3 separate regions of the Homo sapiens genome follow, and all the other regions are linked to region 1. Evidence: chromatin contacts called from ENCODE Hi-C or POLR2A ChIA-PET data. All regions are on one chromosome and are shown on one strand. The core of a region is the stretch at or near the end of the contact, and the rest is flanking DNA. Distances in the headings are between cores, read along the strand shown. Region 1 holds the start of ABCG1 (ATP binding cassette subfamily G member 1). Region 2 has its middle 13 kb from the start of TFF2. Region 3 holds the start of UMODL1-AS1 (UMODL1 antisense RNA 1).

What was found. A loop is a pair of places that touch in the nucleus more often than their neighbours do. ChIA-PET counts read pairs that join two places held with the same protein, here RNA polymerase II (POLR2A). Pooled maps may share reads with other maps.
Region 2: a loop to region 1 is called in a pooled map, with 2.3 times the contacts of the local background. The contact joins the enhancer-like site here to the promoter of ABCG1 in region 1. A Hi-C loop is called at or near these places in 6 of 50 pooled maps. POLR2A ChIA-PET finds 5 or more read pairs at or near these places in 3 of 52 experiments (WTC11 and activated naive CD8-positive, alpha-beta T cell).
Region 3: a loop to region 1 is called in a pooled map, with 2.1 times the contacts of the local background. The contact joins the promoter of UMODL1-AS1 here to the promoter of ABCG1 in region 1. A Hi-C loop is called at or near these places in 1 of 168 maps with a recorded cell type or tissue (gastrocnemius medialis) and 2 of 50 pooled maps.

Annotation. Positions count from the first base shown.
Region 1 is chr21:42,216,274-42,220,971 of GRCh38, forward strand. ABCG1 (ATP binding cassette subfamily G member 1) reads left to right here and starts at 2,867. Exons shown (of 15, transcript NM_016818.3): 1 at 2,867-3,031. The coding sequence starts at 2,990. It overlaps LOC105372814 (a long non-coding RNA gene), which reads right to left and starts at 3,997. Exons shown (of 3, transcript XR_937748.4): 1 at 3,877-3,997. RefSeq lists a silencer at 2,576-2,845 and an enhancer at 3,776-4,307.
Region 2 is chr21:42,335,724-42,340,421 of GRCh38, forward strand. No RefSeq gene overlaps it. Among named protein-coding and RNA genes, the nearest start is that of TFF2, 13 kb to the right of the region's middle. RefSeq lists enhancers at 155-656, 2,135-2,830, 3,336-3,465, 4,659-4,698. Within about 2 kb of position 2,844, at least 11 of the 41 ENCODE cell types and tissues checked have a DNase peak (open chromatin) inside an H3K27ac peak, as active enhancers do.
Region 3 is chr21:42,105,999-42,110,696 of GRCh38, forward strand. It overlaps UMODL1-AS1 (UMODL1 antisense RNA 1), which reads right to left and starts at 2,536. Exons shown (of 2, transcript NR_027243.1): 1 at 2,298-2,536. It overlaps UMODL1 (uromodulin like 1), which reads left to right. Exons shown (of 23, transcript NM_001004416.3): 10 at 3,564-3,701. RefSeq lists an enhancer at 1,685-1,804 and a silencer at 1,781-2,075.

The sequences.
Region 1 (4,698 bases), core at 1,617-4,116:
CAGGAAGTGGCTCCCCACTGGAAATTACCAGCTGTCAGCAATGCCTTAGCAGAAATTTCTGTTGGGGTTGGGACTAAGCTGGTCCTGTCGAGAGCTCCCCTTGCCTGGTTGATCCTCAGGGTTCTACTTAGAATGCCTCGAAAAGTCTTGGCTGGACACCCATGCCCAGTCTTTCTGCAGGGTCCCATTGGGGTTAACCTTCTCATTTCATCCCATGTGAACCAGGCCAGGCCCATCAGGGTTTGGCAACCCCCTGATGCAGTGGTTGCTGCCAGGTGACAGGAGCAAGCCTGCAGCTGCTGGGGGGCCATGCAGAGACAGCCTGCCAGAGGGGAGACCACCTGGGGAGGCCAGAGCCGTGGAGACAGCAAGAGACCAGGGGCTGAGGACAGAGTAGTACAGGTCTTTGGTCCCAGTAGTCCTGAAACCACTGCACTCCGAACCTTTCTGTACTTAGCTTAAGCCAGTTGGAGTTTCTGTCCTTTACAACCAAGAGCCTTGATAGGAATGGGGTCCTGTGCTACGCTACTGTTGGCTTCTTTCCCGATCGGGCGCTGGAGGGGAACACAGCAGTGACTACAGTGGGATGCTTACTCGGTGCTGGGCATGCTAGAAAGTGCTTGCCATGCCTTATTTCCCACGTGGTGGGGATTTTGACCCCACTGTACAGACAGATAAGTGAGGACCCTTTCACTTATCCTGCAACAGAAAATCCAGCAGCCAAAGCCAACAAGGGCCCAGCATAGCATCTTCCCTCTCTGACTTCATCCTCACGCTCCACACACCATCCCCCTGGCCATTCCCAGCAGCCCAGTAAGCACTGCCTCACACTTCCAGTTCCGGACCAGCCAGGATGGCCAGGCTGGATGGGGGCCATCCACCGGCTGAAGCCAATTGCCTATTCTCGAGCTGAAGGTGAATCAATCCCGCATAAATCTTCGGGCAGAGAACTGGGTGGGGGTAGAAGAGGGGGAATGTCTAGAAGGAAATTCTGGGCACATTCCTGGAAGTGAGGAGGATGGATATTGGACAGAAATTATGTCATTGCAGGCACCCTCACTTGCCCTGGCCACATGGACAGTTCCTCCCCGGCTGTGTTCCGTGCCTCCTCTCGTGCTCCAGGGCCTGTCTGTTCCTGGAGCGAGATGGGTCCCAGGGCTGGGCACCAGTCCCCATCTCCAGCCATCAGGCACTTTCCTCTCTGTGTTTTGGCGTAAACACTCCCTAGGTTTGTGGATCTGAATCCTCTTCCCAACACACTCAAGCTTTGCTGGCCTCCCTGCAGTGTATGTTTAAGGCACCACACAGCCTCCAAGGCCTGGCACCCGGGCAGTGGCACCTGGTAAACACAGCAGTCAGATTTCCTCATTTCAGCCAAGTGTAAAATCAAGGTAATGGATCTACTCTTTTTTTTTTTTTTTTTTTTTTTTTTTTTTGAGACGGAGTCTCACTCTGTCACCCCGGCTGGAGTGCAGTGGCTCAATCTCGGCTCACTGCAAGCTCCGCCTCCCAGGTTCATGCCATTCTCCTGCCTCAGCCTACATAGTAGCTGGGACTACAGGTGCCCGCCACCACACCTAGCTAATTTTTTGTATTTTTAGTAGAGACGGGGTTTCATCATGTTAGCCAGGATGGTCTCGATCTCCTGACCTCCCAAAGTGGTGGGATTACAGGTGTGAGCCACTGCGCCCGGCTGGATGACTCTTGAGACAACACCATTCAGACAAAGGCAAGGCCTCCCACTTAAACTCATAACCGTGTCTCCTTTCTCTCCTTCGATTTGAGCGGCTGAATTTGGTTACAGTCATCTGACCTGTGGGTGTGAAGTCCACCTGCCTGGCATAAAAAGCTGTGCCTCCTTTCTAGGTGAGGAGAAAGAGAGAGACCTGGCTCATCTGAGGTGTGGTTGGGAGGGGGGACCCAGGTGTGCTGGAAATGAAAAGAAATGCATTCCTGTTTTTCGTCCCAACATGCAAACAACTGAACAAAAGCATTAGGGCCTGAGACTGGGAGTAAAGAATTCCTTGTCACCATGGATACCAGGAAATGGCCCCACTTATATATAATAAGGGCTTTAGAGATGCTGGACCATCTGATATTCCAGCCTGGGGCCACATGGGAGTGTGCCCTGGTGTTATTCCTTATACAGTTCCATGAACATGGCTCTGGAAACACCTCTGTCTGCAGAAAATGAGGCTTTTCTTTTTTTGTTCGGGGGTGAACAGAGGGCAGAGGCCTGGGCATCTTCACTCAGCACCCCTTTGTAACCCAGCACTTAGCACCATGGCTGGCGCACAGCAATGTCACATGTGTGAGTGCACACGATGCCTCACTGCCAGGGGTCACCCCACACCGGTGCTGTTGGGGGCGTTGGAGTGGTTATCTCTTCTTTAGTCCTCAAGCTCCTACCTGGCAGAGAGCTGCCCAACACCGTCGGGGTGGGGTGGGCGGGAAGGGAAGAAGCAGCAGCAAGAAAGAAGCCCCCTGGCCCTCACTCTCCCTCCCTGGACGCCCCCTCTTCGACCCCATCACACAGCCGCTTGAGGCTTGGAGGCAGTGGATTTCCGAGCCTGGGAACCCCGGCGTCTGTCCGGTGTCCCCGCAGCCTCACCCGTGCTGGCCCAGCCCCCGCGAGTTCGGGACCCGGGGTTTCCGGGGTGGCAGGGGGTTCCCATGCCGCCTGCGAGGCCTCGGCTCGGGCCGCTCCCGGAACCTGCACTTCAGGGGTCCTGGTCCGCCGCCCCCAGCAGGAGCAAAACAAGAGCACGCGCACCTGCCGGCCCGCCCGCCCCCTTGGTGCCGGCCAATCGCGCGCTCGGGGCGGGGTCGGGCGCGCTGGAACCAGAGCCGGAGCCGGATCCCAGCCGGAGCCCAAGCGCAGCCCGCACCCCGCGCAGCGGCTGAGCCGGGAGCCAGCGCAGCCTCGGCCCCGCAGCTCAAGCCTCGTCCCCGCCGCCGCCGCCGCCGCCGCCGCCGCCGCCCCCGGGGCATGGCCTGTCTGATGGCCGCTTTCTCGGTCGGCACCGCCATGGTGAGTGAGCGCATCCTTCGTCCGCCGGGAACGGTTTTATTTTCAAGGAGAGCAGGAAACACACAAAGACTCGCAAGCTCGACCTGACACCCCTCCCAGGAGCGCGTCCTCTGGGCGCTGACCCAGGGCACCCTAGAGTGGCGCCCGGCTCCGATCGCTGCCCCTGCCCCTCCGCCAGGGCCACCTGGAGCCTCGGGATGCCCCTTGCACCGGCAGAGAGCACGGACTAGGTGGAGGGGCCGGGAGTGGGGCGGGGGCAGCGAGTTGCCCTACAAGTTGGACCGATGGCCTTGACCTGATGGCTTCTGGGCGGGGGGCGTGGGGAGCTGGGGACCCGGAGCGCACTGGGGACTGGGGAGGGGCCGCAGCTTGGGCCGGAGGGAAGAGGGGACTTGAAGAAGGGGAGCCCCGCGCGCGCGGCTGTGGGCTTGGGGACCGGGGACTTCTCGCGCCATCCCCAGGAACGCCAGGCAAGGTCTGGGGGAACAAAAGAGGAAGCTGCCCCCAGAGAGCCGGAGCCTGCGACTGCACTCCCGGGGACACCCTCTCCCGGACCCACTCGGGGAGGCGGCGGCGAAGGCCCGGGGAGACCCGCGAGGGGCAAGCCCGGATTCCTGCCGGCCGCCTTTCTGCGCGCGCCGGAGAGAGAGACGCGGTGGGGACAGGGATGCGCATTTCACTTCCCCGAGCTCCGGAGAGGGATGGCGGGGTGTCGGCGAGTTCACTGCTGGACACAGTTACTGTAAGTGCTGTTTCCAGGGGTGGTCAGGAATCTCCCTTTCTGGTTTTCTGGCATTAGGAACAAACAACAAACCAATCATCAGGCCCCCAGCCACCCACCTCACCTTATCCTAGCGCCCTTCATGTCTACGCCCAGCACACCAACATCGTAGAGGTAGCTAAAGTACAAATGGAAAGTCTTCCGTATTCCACGCCGTGTATCTGTGTAGTTACTACCCTGATATTACTTCCCCGAGGCTGTAAGCCCACAGTGCATGGCACGCTCCGGGGCTCACCCCGCCCCTCCCCTGTATTTCATTTTTAGCATCCTGTATTTGAAGTCAGCAGGGCTCAGCAGGATTTGACCGACAGTTACCTCTTGCCTTGAGCTCAAGAGAAAAAAAAAAAATAGCCAGGTTTCTGCGCATGCTCCGCTGTGACAACTGCATCCTATGATTCCAAACAGGTTACTGTAGAACATACGGAGCCTCGCCAGCTCATTATATAATGATTTTGTGTAAACGATAGAATGGGGCCGCAGACATGGCCAGGCGGTGGGTGGAGGAGGGGAGAGCCCGAGCGGGAGACCCGCAGGCTGACTCGCCTCTCTGGGCTGCCCTGCCTTCCCTGCGTGGCTTCTACGTAGAAGAGGCAGTGAACAAAACGGAAAAGCCGTTTCCCTCCCGGTGACACTTGCTTTTCTCTGGTTGAATCTTTGGGCAACACTTGGGAATTCTGCCTTTTGCACTTGTTCATCTATTAGGATTTCTAAATGAGGTTGACCATGGAAAATTAAGGAGGTTATTGATGTTAGTTGCAGGTAGAGAAAGTTATAGATCTTGTATTAGATGCTAGTTAACTCTTGAATTCCTTCTAGAGCTGCAAAGGTGGCTTGGTGTGGGTTTTCCTATAATGGACATGTGGAAAAATAATGAATCCGATGTTTT
Region 2 (4,698 bases), core at 1,594-4,093, 120 kb after region 1:
AAAAAAAATGAAAAAAGGATCCACAAATATCCAGAATAAGAATTGACAATGAAGGAAACAACTATTGAAACAGAAGAGTCTTTAAAAACGGTAAGAGGCTACCCTGAATAACTTTATGCAACTAATTTTTAATATCTAGATGAAACGCGTAAGTTCCTAGGAAAATAACAGTTTAACAAAATGGGTCCAATAGAGACATAGGGCTGAAATAAACCGTAGAAGAAATGGAAAACGTTATCAAGGAGCTGTCAACAAAATCATTAAACAGGATTTTGCTTATTTTTTTAAAAAAGAAAGAGACTTTATTCCAGTAAACATTTTGCAAACCAGGGAGACACCCCCTTCGGTACAAAACAAAGGTGCAATCTGAGACAACAAAGAGAGGGGTTGTCTTTTAAAGAGAAAGCTCCCTCTGGGTTCCCACTCTCGTCTGCTATGCAAATAGGGGATGCAAACTTGCTTAGCTGTGGTTAGTTGACGCTTGTTTAGTTCTGATTGGTAGATGTGGGCCACATTCTCCTGGTGAGCTCCAGGGGCCGAGGGGAGGCTTTCCAGTAGCCGTTGATACAGGAGTGAACAGGAGCAGCTATGAATGTCCCAGAACGAAGCAAACATGTGGGTTTCCAGGAATGCAGAGTACGTGTGTGACGTCTAGTCAGCAAATGGCCACACGGCTCTATTTTGAATTTAGCCCCAGTTGGCTCCCCGGGATCCACCTTGAAGGGCTGGTTCTTTCGGGATTCCCAGAAAAAAAAGCCGTAAGAATCTCCATGTCCAGATAATCTCACAGGGAAATTCTAGCCAAGCTTCAAGTACCTAACAGTCCCAATGCTGCAAAAATTGTTTCAGACACTTAAAAACAAAGGAAAATGCACAAATTTATACAAAAATGTGAACTGAAAATGTGTCATAGACAAAAGTATAAGCACCAAAGTTATAAAACTCCTAGAAGAGAATATAATAGAACACGTCCGTGGCCTTGAATTAGGCAGAGATTTCTAGGTAGGAAACATAAAGTTTGAATCATAAAAGAAAAATGAGAAAAACTAGATTTCATCAAAATTAAAGATATTTTCTCTTTGAAAAATATTCTTAAGGAAATGAACGAAAAGGTAAGTCACAGACTAGGAGAAAATATTTGCACAAAATATATCTAGTAAAGGACTTGTATGCAGAATATATAAAGAATTTTACAACTCATTACAAAGAAGAAAAAGACACCTGAGTTAAAAAGTGTTGAAGATTTAGACAGATACTTTACCTGAGAAGATGTGTGAAAAATAAGCTCATGAAAAGATGTTCAACATCCTTAGTTACTAGTGAAATGTAAATTAAAATGAAAACAGGATATCACATTCCACACACCACAATGGCTAAAATGTAAAAGACTAGTAAACCAAGGATGTAGTAAGCATTTGCAAATCTCCTCCATTGTGGCTGGGGAGACAAAATGGCTCAATCCTTGGAAAACAATTTTTTCAGATTCTTATGAAGTTAAACATAACACCGTACTATCCAGAAATCCACTCATAGCTACACTTCCAAGAAAAAAGGCATTTCCTCAAGCATTTACCCAAATCCCTTCACATACATGTGCATAATTGTTCATAGTAACTTTACCCATAATAGTAAAAAGCTGGGAATAATCCAGATGTCATCACCTGGTAAATAGGTAAGCATATTGCAGTGTATCCTGCTGTGGAATACTACTCAGCAATGAAAAGGAACGAACCACCCTTCTGTGCAACAACCTGGAAGAATCTCAAAGAAAGCTGTGTGCTGTGTGAAAGAAAACAGACTTCAAAGACTGTGCACTGTCTGCACTGTGTGATTAAACTTACTTGAAATTCTAGAAGAAATGAAACTAAAGCAAAAAAACACAGATTCTTGGTTTTCTGGCGCTAGGGAGAGGCTATTGACAGCAAAGGGCACGACGGGATTTTCTTGGAGGGAATGAATGTTCTACATCTTGATTGTGGTAGTGTTTACACAGTTGTATACATTTGTCAAAACTCAATGAACTGATTCATTTAAAATGGGTGAGTTTTATTGTATGTGAATTATACCTCCGAGAAACTAATTTTTAAAAAAATCTCAAGGCATGAGCATTGCCATCATCAGCGTTACTAATGTGAACACAGTGAACTGATGAAATGACGGGGCAATTTGCAACGTGTGATAGGCACTGAGATCTCTCTCTGGACATCAGGAAGCTGCGTGTTGTCAGATGCCGAAGCCGAACCCACTTGCCCATTGGGCTGCAGGAAGGCTGAGAGTCTGTCCCCAGCATGGATAGCAGAGGGCGCTGTGGAGCATCATTAGCCTGTAGGGTTCTTTAGGGGAAAACACCTTAATGAGCCCTGTGCGCTCGGAAGGTTGAATAGAGGGCCCTTCCTTCCTCTAAGCCACATTTCTGGTTGCGCCACATTAAGTCAAACAATTATTAAGTGCTGAGCAGTCTTTGGATCACAGAAAACAAACACAGAGGCTGCAGCCACTGGGCCCTGTGGAAAACTGGCGGCCGTCCTGCGATGGTGTCAGCTCATCCGTGTCCGCGCTGCTGGAGGCCTGGCAGGAGCTGAGATCAGAGCCCTTCAGCGGGAGTGGGGCTACTCCTCCCTCCCCTGGTTTCCCTGGAAGCTGAGAAAGTTCCCAGGAAAGTGCTGAAAACCTCCCACCACTCTTTACACAGACCTGAGAGGGGGCTGAGGTGGGGGAAGCTCTGTTGCAGAGATGGGCTGACTCGGGGAATAGGCCGGTGGGGCGGGACAGATGCTGGAGGGACAGATGGGGCGTCAGAGGAGACAGAGGCTGTCAGGGAGCTGTGGTCCTGCACATGGGAACCAGTCCTTGCCCAGCCTGTCTGGAGGCCCCTGGGCTGCTGCTAGTTACTGAGAGGGCGCAGTGGCCAGGCTGCACCTCCCTGTGGCCTGGTCCCTCCACTAGCTGGAGGAAGGTGGGGCTGCTCCCTCCCAGCCAGTGCCGAGTGGCTGCAGACCCAGAAGACACACGCTGTATATATTCCTGCATGCATGGCCCTGAAATGGTGGCCTCATGGGTTGCAGTGTCCACGCTGCTTCCACAAGGAAGAAACGGCTGCTTGCTCCACGCCTGGGGGCCCCAAGGCTCAGGCATCCTTGCCGTGGCCCACCCAGCAAAGTGCAGCAAGAGGGAAGGCAACACGCCTGCCTATTTCACTGGCAAGGGCAGGCCCCCAGGGGTTTCTGGGAGAGGTACAATAGCAGAGTTCCAGCTTGGGGTGGGGATAGCTATGTGTCAGGACCACAGCATTAGCCAGGGCCACAGGCAGGTGAGGCAGAGGTAGGCAACCATGGAAGAGCCCCTGGGAGAGGAACCCCGATGTGCTTATGGAGGGGCTTGGTAGGCATTGGCCCTCCTGTGTGAGCAGGTGGAATGCTGAGGGTCTGATGGCCGGGTGCCCGCCACTGGGACAGTCACTGTGAGACAACCAGGACCACGTGTGTCTTCCCGGAAGAATGGGCCTAGGATATGAGGATGTGCATGTATGAACAATCATAGCAAGAACAGCTCTAAGCACATCCTAATTCAACTCATGAAGCCTCACCACAAACCCAGAAGGGAAGATGTTATGAATATCTGTACTTAGCATATGAGTAAAACTAGGGTCAAAAAGTCTACGTAACTTGTCCAAGGTCACACAGTGACCCTGAGAGAGAAATCGCTGTAGAGCCGAAGTGCGATAGATATTTTTGAGATCTGATTCACACACCCTCATTGCAGCCCCCTGACTCCAGTTAACTGCCCAGCATCCCATGGTGGGGGTCAGATTGGGCTTCTAAGGCAGGGTGGGTTGAGGGGGACATCACACTGGGGCTGGCCCCTGAAGCAATAGCTAGAGATATTCATGCGTGTACCACAACTCCAAACTATAGATAATGAATATAAAATGCATGTAATGAATATGCAGTCTATTCCCATTACATATTCTCTATTTGCAAATTCGCCTACTCACTAAAATTTATTGGTGACCCTAAATCAATACTTGGGGTGCTTTCAAGGTCGTTTGCAGAAACGTACAAAGTGGTGACAAATTTGAGTCACAGACATGCATATTCCCAACTGAAGTCACACAAGGCCTTTTTTATTTTTGAGATGGAGTCTTGCTCTTTTCGCCCAGGCTGGAGCGCAAATGTGCGCTCGCAGCTCACCACAACCTCTACCTCCACCACCCAGGTTCAAGCAATTCTCCTGGCTTGGCCTCCAGAGTAGCTGGGATTACAGGTGCCTGCCACCACACCTGGCTAACTTTTGTATTTTTAGTAAAGACAGGGTTTCATCGTGTTAGCCAGGATGGTCTCGATCTCCTGGCCTTGTGATCCGCCCGCCCCAGCCTCCCAAAGTGCTGGGATTACTGGCATGAGCCACCATGCCCAGCCACACAAGGCCTTCTTGCCTCAACCCATACTGTGAACTAATGTCCTTTTCTTGGTCTATGTAGTGCCACGTTTTTATGCCTGTTGTTGGTGATTTCCCATTTAAGATGCCCCCATGTGCCATAGTGAGGAGCTGTCTGGTGTCCTGGGTGTGAGGTGATATGCCTCTGGGGAAAACACCAGGGGCAGGGCAGCCTCACTGGGGCTGGGAGACAGGGTGCCGGCCTGGAGTTCAGCATTAATGTAACCACCGTGTGCACTCCACAAGGTGTCTACAGGAAAC
Region 3 (4,698 bases), core at 1,286-3,785, 110 kb before region 1:
GGCAGGCTGTGGCCTGCTTCCTCCACATTTCAGAGCTGAGGTGCTGGTGCGGGCAGGTCTCCTGAGCTGGGGGGTCAGCTGTGTGGCCAGTGATGGTGACGCCTCAGGCCGTGCATGGCCGGGGAGGCGGCCCTGCCTCTGCACTCTTTTGACTCCATGACTACTGGTGTCTTCGGACGCCAGAGTCGGGGGAGCAACCATGGGGCACCGCCCCTGCCTGGGGAGGCAGCACGAGGCCTGAGCCCAGCTTACAGGGGGACATCCACCCCCGCTGAGAGCCCCACCTTCACGGCGAGGATCTGTAGAAGAAGACATTTGATATTACTCGGCAAAAAAAACAAGAAACGAAAACACAAAAAGAGCTCCTCTGAAGAAGAAAAGGTATTTGCGCTGTGGTCCACCTAGAAATAATGTTGTTGGCACAACTAGAGCATTCCTCAGTCATTCAGGAGCACTCCCTGCCGGTGCGTCCACATGTCCCAACCCCGATAGATGAGGCGCTGTTCGCCCGTGGAGGGGTCAGGTTGTCGTGACCTTATCTTTACCCTTAGGCCGTCCATCCCGGGGCCTGGGGTTTCCTGCGCCAGTCACGGTGGGCTGTGTAGGTGGCCATGTGTTCGGTCTTTCCCCAGGAGGTACGTACCATGTGCTGGGAGGCCTGGAGGCTGAGCCGCCCCCCGCGCCTATGAGTTGCACCCTCACAGCGGCGGCCAAACCTCCTGCTCACTTTGCCCCATAGGAAGAGGTTAGAGTGAGGCGGAACGGGTTGGAATCCCAGCTCTGACACTCACTCACTGTGGGATGCTGCACAAATGACTTCCTCTCCCTGGGCCTCAGTATACTCATCTGTGGAATGAGATTACAGCAACATCCCACCTCCTATGGCGATGGAGTAAATTAAGGCACAATGCCTGTGTGGGTTTAGCCCAGTGCCTGTGCATGGCGACAGTGCATTTCTGATGGCCCCTCCAGCGTTCAGGGCTAACTCTTCCAGGATTAACTTTCATATCTTGGATGAGAGCTCATCTAGGAAGGTCTCCTAGCAACCCCTGGGTTCCCACTGGTCCTTCCGCCTCACGGGGCTCCTTTTTGAACCCCTCACATCATTTCCATTCAATCTCTTGCTCCTAACAGCACGGCCCCTATTCCTTCTCTTTCCCAACATCTGCTCTCAGGAGAGATTCTCATACAGTGTGCATTTGTTCTAGAGTGAGGGTCATCACTGGGCTTCTATGAGGCACCGCTGTGAACCCTCTGCACCGACCTTAGCCAGAGGAGCAGGACTCCCACCGGCATCCTTCTGCGTAAGAGGCCTTGTGGGTCTTCTGGGGCTCTGGAATCAACGCCGCTTTTCCTGGGGCCAGAGTAGGTGGAGCTGAGCTCCCCAAAGCTTCCAGTTTGCTGCCTGCTCCCACCCGCCTCGCCACTGCGCGAGCCCTTTCCATCCCCTCTGCAGAGTGAGAGAAGGGCCGTGAGTGAGGATCCTGGCCTAGGGCTGTCACCATCCCCCTCACCTGCTGGCCAGGCTAACCTACTGCAGGCTGCTTCCTTTCCTTAGGTTCACGGGTACCGCTATTTGTCCAGCGTCCATTTGCGGTGGCATTAGGATGAGGTGCTCTGTGCCCTCTTTCTCCCAGTGTGAATCTGACACACGCCCCCAGGAGAGTCCGAGGGGCATCACTTCTGGAGGACGCCCTGGGCCCTGAAAGACAGCTCATGGTCCAACTGAGGAGCCTGCACCTTGCTGGGACAGGGTGGCCCAGGAGATCTGGGGTCTGTACCTGCTCCTGGACCCTCTCCAGCTTGTTGTTCTGGGTGGGGCCAGCTCAGGAGGGGCACCTGGGCTGGGAGTCTCTGAAGCAGCTGCCCCCATTGCTCCAGGAGAGGGCTCAGCCCTTGTCCCAGCTGCGGGGCCAGTGGGAGCAGTGTGCAGCGTCCTGCCCTGGGCTCTCGCTGGCTCTGCGCCCTCGCCTGGCCAGCCCGGGAGGGTGCAGAGGCTCACTGGCAGCTCTTCCTGCTCCCACACCTGCCTCTTCCTCTGAACTGGAGGGCCGGCAAGCCTCAAGGCTTAATGCAAGACTAAATACAGCTGTCAGCGCCTTCCTCTGAGCTCGCTTGGGAGCTGTCTGGGGGGACGGAGGAGTGAAGATTAGGTGAATCACCACGCCCCAAAATAGACATCAGGTGCTTGGTGGTTTGAGCCAGCGTCTTGCCTGGTGCCTCTGCTGTCCTCCGTGGACTGCAGCCCAGCCAGCCTAGGCTCCAACCCCAACCCGGAGCACCCCCAGGAGAGTTACCTGTAGGCTGGAGGTTGAGTAGCACCCCAGGAAGAGGTGTGGGTTGGCACCAGCAGTGTTCTGATGGCAAGGCAGCCCCCAGGCCATGCTAGGGTGGTGGCATAGCTGTTGTGGCAGCTGACGAGCTTGCTGTTCTCCAGGGAAGCTGCTTCTGTGGAGACCGCAGGAAGCACAACAGAAAAAAACCCACAAAACGAGCCTCAGAGCACTCAGCAGCAGGGTTTTCTTTGCCCAGAACTGAACTGGTCCTGCATCGTGGCTTAAATTCCACCTGAATTGGAACTTCTCTGGCATGCCGGGTGTGGGTTCGTTCCCGAGCACCTCCACCCGCAGCTCTACAGAAGCACGCGCAGAAGGCACTGTCACCTCCAGCAGGGCCTGGCCCTGACGACCTCGGCTCAGCCACCCCATGGGAGCTACATTGTCCTTGTCCTCACCTTCATTCCCCTCAGGCGGGCCCCCCGGTGACATGACATCACAAGTCTTTGGGCACAGGAGGAGGGACATACCTGTGGAGACACCCGGGTGCTCTAGAATATGGCGCGGGAAGTTCATGTTGTACTCCGCTGGACCCCACCCCCGGCGTGGGAAGTTCATGTTGTACTCAGGCTGACCCCCACCCCCCCCACGAGAGAAGTCCATGTTATACTCAGGCTGACCCCCACTCCTGGCATGTAAAGCTGGTGTTATGCTCAGCTGGACCCCCACCCCCGGTGTGGAAAGCTCATGTTATACTCCACTGGCCCCCACCCCCGGCGTGGAAAGCTGGTGTTATACTCCGCTGGACCCCCACCCCCGGCGTGGAAAGCTGGTGTTATACTCCGCTGGACCCCCACCCCCCATGCGGAAAGTTCACGTTATACTCAGCTGTGTCCCCACCCCTGGCTCAGTTACTTTCCTATTTCTTGGTTGAGACACTAAGTATTGGAGAATGTTGGCACATCAAAGAGAGAGGAGAAAACATTTCAAGTTTTGGGTGTGGAAACAGAATAAAGAAGAGAGGGCTACATGCACACCCATGGGTGCTAATATTTAAGGAATGAACATTTCCTAATCTTTGCCCCCAAATAAGCCAACCAATGTGAAGGTGGGCACAGGCAGGCCGTAAGGTTGTCATGAGAGTGTTGGACGGATGCCCCAAAATGCCCCTGCTCCCGGCCGTTCACTGCAAAGACGGCTAGGAAGGACTCCTTCCAGCATGGGTCTGTCTTCTGATCACTCTTTGGCTGTTTTCTCATGGGTTTTGATTGTGTCTCCCCCTGGCAGACTGGGACGAGTGTGTGGACAGCGCGGAACACGACTGCTCACCGGCTGCCTGGTGCATCAACCTGGAGGGCTCCTACACCTGCCAGTGCCGTACCACCAGGGACGCCACCCCCTCCCGCGCAGGCCGGGCCTGTGAGGGTACGTGTCGACCCCCCTGCCGACTCTGGGAAGACCCCCTGCCCGAGAATCTGGGGGTGGGGCAAAGCCCAATTCTCCATAGGCACAGGGCTGAGGACCTATGGTAATGTTAGGGGCCTACAGAAATGTTTTCATTTCAATTTATTTTAAAATCAGAAGAAAGAAATTAATAGAAGGATAGTAAATATACATAAAACAATGAATCTAGCTTGGATTACACTCATCTCTATCTAAATGCCATTATAAAATGTAATTTTTGATAGATTGTTAAGTGGAGGGGTGCAGGGGTCCATGAAGGCCAAGTTCCTTGGGCCCACAGAAGTCAGGATGCAGCCCGGGGTCGAGGGATTCCTTCCCCAGTGGCCTGGAGCCCGAGAGGGTGTGGCCTGGAGCCCGAGACAGTGTGGAAGCCCAGAGAAGCTGCAGAGAGGCCCGATGGGGGCCGCTGAGCTCTAGTCCTGCTGTATCGGCCCCCAGTCTTTTCTGTGGACCAGTTCTGATGAGTGGGTCGGGGATACCTGGGATGCTGAATTGAGCAGCAGGAGGAGGCCACGTAGGGACCTAAAATGCAGTGACTGATTAGCAATGTCGGCCCGGACACAGGCGTGGCAGAGGCGCCCAGCCACTGGCTTGCCAGCCCCTGCTGAGGGCTTTCTAGCTGGAAGGAGCAGCCGAGACCAGTTCCCTGGGGAGAATATTCCTTAGACACTGCGTGTGCTGTCCTGCTTCCTAACATCCCACACCTTGTCTTCTGTTTTTCTCATTCGCCTAATGTCCTGCAAGTCGATGACAGCATCCAGCACCAAGTCCCACATTGAGCACAAATCTGGGGGAAATTGTCCCATTTTCCCAGAGTCCTGATGGATTAATCTGAGGCCTATGAGAACCAAGCCCTGCATTCAAGCCCGGGTTTTGTAGCCCCCCGGGTGGATCCCTCACCCTCAACTTCAGTTTCCTCATTTATCCAGTGGAGAGGCGTGATTTGCCTTCAGAGAGC